2 separate regions of the Homo sapiens genome follow, and region 2 is linked to region 1. A link is a loop called in an ENCODE intact Hi-C map of the cell type or tissue named here. Cell type or tissue: heart left ventricle. All regions are shown on one strand.

Region 1 (2,500 bases):
AGTCATAGCTTCTTTGTCAATTGGTGGCTCATAATCATAATGACTGAATGGGCAGTAAGGGAAAGGTGTCTGCGGACTCCCTAGGGTGTGGAGCTACAGGAGGGGAGGGTGGGGATGTGATGCCTCGAGACTATCGAGGAAGATGGAGTTGAAGTAGGCAATTAAGGCCAGGAGTGGTGGCTCACGCCTGTAATCCCAGCACCTCCCAAAAGGCCGAGGTGGGCAGATCACAAGATCAGGAGATCGAGACCATCCTGGCTAGCATGGTGAAACCCCGTCTCTACTAAAAATACAAAAAAAAAAAAAAATTAGCCGGGCATGGTGGCAGGCACCTGTAAGCCCAGCACTCTGGGAGGCTGAGGCGGGTGGATCACGAGGTCAGGAGATCCAGACCATCCTGGCTAGCATGGTGAAACTCCGTCTCTACTAAAAATACAAAAAAAAAAAAAAAAAATTAGCCTGGCGTGGTGGCGGGTGCCTGTAGTCCCAGCTACTCAGGAGGCTGAGGCAGGAGAATGGCGTGAACCTGGGAGGCGGAGCTTGCAGTGAGCCGAGATCGTGCCACTGCACTCCAGCCTGGGCGACAGAGCGAGACTCCGTCTCAGAAAAAAAAGAAAAGAAGTAGGCAATTATACAGTCGTAAGTGCTATCATGCAGAGATGCTGGGGTGGGGGTAGTGGCTTGGTTCAGCCTCCAGGTGGTGGGAGGTGGCTGGACAGGACTTTGTGGAGGAGTCAATGAGCTGAGTCTTGAAGGAAAACTTGGCTTTGTCAAGAGGACATGATAATAATGGAAGGCCTCTAGTCATTAAAATGCACAGGCTCCCAAGAGAGTCTGTTAGGAAGTCATTGGTAGAGTGTTCCCCTGGCTGTAGGGGAGAGAGGGCTCTTGGCAGCCTTCTAGAGACCCCTCCAGTGCCCTGGTGGAAGCTGAGCAGCTGAAGCTGGCTTGGGAAGTTCACAGTGCCAGACTGATGTTTCCCCACCAAGCGCGCCCTGTGGGTGGGGAGAAAGGAACATGAACATTTGGGTCCCTGCTGAGGAACATCTGGTGGTTGGTTAGTGTGACAGTCAAGACAGAGTTAAAAATAGGATTTTGGCCCCTTCTGTCTGGAGCCATCACTATGCATTGAAGACTGGAGAAAATAATGTAATCTGATTGTTCCGTTGGGTCATTTCTGGGAATATAAAGACATTTTTCCAAAACTGGAAGCCTGTGTGCATTGAGAGAGTAATTCAGGACTCCATTCTGTATCCTCCCTTGGCCTCCCCATGGTCTTCCCCTTCCCGGCCTCCTGCTCCACAGCGGATGCCTGTTCCCCTTGAAACTCGACTTCGTTAGAGATGACCCAGTTTTTTCCGCACTGAACTCTGCCAGGGTTGAAGATGCATTTGGCTGCTTGAGAAAACCCCAGCCTGCTGCCCCTCACTGCACTGCATTTGGCAAAGGTCTCCTGCAGAAGGAATGCTGAGAATTTCCCTTTCCATCATGTCAGATCATCTGGCTTGGTCCTGGCCCTTCCCCACGAGCCCAGTGGACACAGCTGGAGCAGGGCGGGGCCCAGGCACATTGCTGAGCTGGGAGCTGAAGCTTTCCCTTCTGCTTGAAGGCCACAGCGGAGCAGGGCTGACCCAGGCCAGCATTTCCCAGGTGGCATGGGGGAAGGCTCTGAGCCTGATACACAAGTGGAAGGAGACGGGCAAAGGCCTGCTCCTCTCGTGTAAGCTTTAATCCTGGGATTAAACCCATGAACTTCCCCAAAGCACCTCACTATTTGACGAGGAGATCTTCAAGAAAGAGTCACTTCTGCAGGGGTGGACCCAGGTTTTGGGTGACCTGAAGTTCCTAGGATTTTCTGAATCCTCCTTGAGAAGATAAAATTAAGTCCAGCGTCTTAGGAGGGGCCTTTGGAAAGGAGGGCCTCTGAGGCCCAAGCTAAGTTAGTGTCGTGGTGAATCTGCCATTCCCATCTCCGTTGTAAGAGGCAGAAAATCAGACTTAAGAGCTGGGAAGACATTTTGGAATGGGCTTTGGTTGTTCATTTAGGAACCTGCCTTTGCCGGGCCATCTGATGGCCAGGGGGTCACTGAGGACTGGGGCAGTGGGCCTGGGGCCCGTGGGGTCTGATGTGTGTAGAGGCACACATGGGAGCTGGTACTGCTGGGGGAAGTCCATGGGACCAGTTTAAAGTCAGCAGGCAAGATCAGGTCAGCTAAAATGACAAGTGGAGGATAGCGGGATGCCAGTCAGGGAGGCCACTGAGCTCCAAGAGCCAGATAGGATCTGATGTAGGAGGAAGCAGGTCGGAAATGAGCTTGGAGGTGGGTAATGTTATGCGGTGGCCTCGGGTAACATTTATGAGCCGCTCAATGTATGGCTATCTCAGGTTGGCTTCCAGGTAGAATGGGTAGAGTTTTATTTGCTAGATTTTGCACGATAGTTTGGGAGTTGAGCATTTTCACCTCACAGCCTCATAGATCTGGGTTTCAACACAGGCCCA
Region 2 (2,500 bases), 53 kb after region 1:
CTCGCTCTGTCGCCCAGGCTGGAGTGCGGTGGTGCAATCTCGGCTTACTGCAAGCTCCGCCTCCTGGGTTCACGCCATTCTCCTGCCTCAGCCTCCCAAGTAGCTGGGACTACAGGCACCCGCCACCACGCCTGGCTAATTTTTTTGTATTTTTTTGGTACAGACGGGGTTTCACCGTTTTAGCCAGGATGGTCTTGATCTCCTGACCTCATGATCCGCCCACCTTGGCCTCCCAAAGTGCTGGGATTACAAGCATGAGCCACGGAGCCCAGTGAAACTCTTTTGAGTTTCTGATGAGCCTTTCCAAAGGAGGCAATCAGATATGCATTTATCTCGGCGAGCAGAGGGATGACTTTGAGTTCTGTCTGTCATTTGTCCAGAAGGAAATTCCTTGTGAGGGAGGTATGTAGCTTTTGAATCTTAGTAGCCATCTTTTTTTTTTAGCAATAGAATGGGAGGCAGGTTTGCCCTAAGCAGTTCCCAGCTTGACTTTATCCTTTGGCTTAGTGATTTTGGGGTCCCAATATTTATTTTCCTTTCACAATGTTTAGAGGATTTAATGAAAAATCAAACTTGTGTCTGTAGCATCTTTCCCAGTCACCAGCCCCTCCCGGAGCCAGCTTGGCGCAACAGGAGTGGACAGGGACAGCCTCTGGGCCGTATTGCCCTGTAGTCTATGGAGCCGCCCTGCTGGAGGGGCTGGGCTGGGCAGCCTCTGCTGGCTGGGGATGGTTTGGGAGTTTTACTCCAAGGCCTGCCACAGAAGGGCAGCTGTCATCCTCTCCCGTGGCTGGAGACATTTAGGCTGCAGCCCTTGGAAGGCTGTGAAATGGACACGACCCTGTGCTGAGTTTCCACCCTGCACAAACATCTTTGGAAGCAGCGCTCGTTTAATTTTCCATGAGTCCTGAGAAGAAGATGTTGCCATCAGCCCTTTGATTTTGCAGATGGCGATCCTGAGACTCAGAGAGGTTAAGCAACTTTCCTATGTCACACAGCTGGTTAGGAACTGAGCTGGGATTTAAACCCAAAGGTCTTCAAAGGTGGGACCCTTTGTGCCAGCAGGAACCTGTTAGGGGAACACTGTGGGAGAGACAGTAAGTAGATTGCACTGGGTGGGGGGCGTTGGGGAAGGAGGGAGTTGAGGGGGAAGGGAGGGAGTATGTGCAGCGGGGAATAGTTATGCAGCCCCCACCTTGATCATATAACAGCAAGAAAGTGTCCCAAGACCCAAGAAGGAAGTTAGCCTAGATCTTATTTTTCAACACAATCTAACAGTGACTTTGTTAAGAAACAGAAATTCAGGGCCTAAGAGGTTGTTGGAACAATGCCAGGTTTCGCTTCCTTTCCCGGGCAGCTCTCCTGCGACGACCTTTGACTTGGGAGGGGCAGGTCGTCCATGAGCACGAGTGACCGGGTCCCTGATGCTTTCCTCGTGGTTACAGCCTCGCCTGCAGGTTCGGGCACTGTGGGGTGGGGCGGGAACGTGGCTGGCACTATGAAGTATCCACCTTTCTGCGGGCTCTGCCGCCTCATCCCTCCAACAGCAAGCCAGGGCTGGTGGCTGTACTGTTCCCTCGTCCCTCACCTAGCATCCCCTTTTTCCAGAGGACGAAAGGTAGGGGAAGCTAAGAAATGATGGCACAGGATTTGAACTCAGGACTATCTGGGCTCACAGCTGATGACGATTCTATACCACCTTACTGTCCTAGGCAGGGCAGGAGCCCCAGACAGGATGGGTAGCCTTTCTGAAGTTAAAATAGTAAAAGGCAAAAAGAGAGCCCTTACCCGAGCATGCAGCTATAAAGGAGCACACAGTTCTCCTCTGGCCCCTCTCCGAGGATGGGTTCTCCGCTTCTGCGAGGCCAGACGCACCGCAGGCATCTGCCTTTGATTAGAACGGGCAGACAGGAAACATACCTGCGGTCCCGGGCCTCTCTCACACTCCAGAAATGCCATTCACAGACAGGGAAGAGGGAGAAAGGATGGGAGGAAGGGAGGAAGGGAAGGAGAACAATCAACAGCTACATGGGAGCGTGCTGGGAGGTAGGATCACCGCGGGAGACAGAAATGGGCCTCAGCCGCAGGTCAGGGTGTGGACACGGAGGCAGCCAGGCCTGATCTGCTGGGGGAACCACACTGGGCCGGGCGTGGAGAGGAGGTTTGCCGTGTGTGCAGCAGCTTGCAGGGAGCCAGCTGCCGAGAGCTGGGGCTGCTGCTTCTGAGCTGAAAGGGAAAGAAGGGTACATCTTTCAGAGCCACTCAGTCCCCCAATCATAGTGCCTGGCTGCGACCTCCCACTGGGCCCATCACAAGTCCTCATGGTTGGGGACGTCAGTGACCTGCAACAGGGTCAGGGAAGAACATCCTGGCCAGGAGTGAGCTAAGGAAGAGATGCACCACAGAGCCCTGGTAAATGCCTGGGAGTGAGAGCCTTACACTCACCATCTCTTTCCTCTCTGCCTGTTGTAGTTAAAAACCACGCTCTTGACTTGCTGAT

What was found. Hi-C counts contacts between places; a loop is a spot of excess contacts. Peaks named below come from ENCODE experiments on the same cell type or tissue, not always from the same donor. Only the 100,000 strongest peaks of a DNase experiment are listed, where the experiment ranks them.
Region 2: a loop joins it to region 1, with 3 times the contacts of the local background. A loop is called at or near these places in 1 of 110 quality-filtered maps.

What each region holds. Positions count from the first base shown.
Region 1 is chr15:93,125,369-93,127,868 of GRCh38, forward strand. All of the region lies in intron 3 of LOC101927025 (a long non-coding RNA gene), which reads left to right. Among named protein-coding and RNA genes, the nearest start is that of RGMA, 37 kb to the left of the region's middle. In heart left ventricle, no CTCF peak of the experiment used is centred here; a DNase peak (open chromatin) is centred at 1,543; H3K27ac peaks cover 1,595 bases.
Region 2 is chr15:93,177,876-93,180,375 of GRCh38, forward strand. No RefSeq gene overlaps it. Among named protein-coding and RNA genes, the nearest start is that of RGMA, 90 kb to the left of the region's middle. RefSeq lists an enhancer at 2,061-2,500. In heart left ventricle, no CTCF peak of the experiment used is centred here; a DNase peak (open chromatin) is centred at 1,415.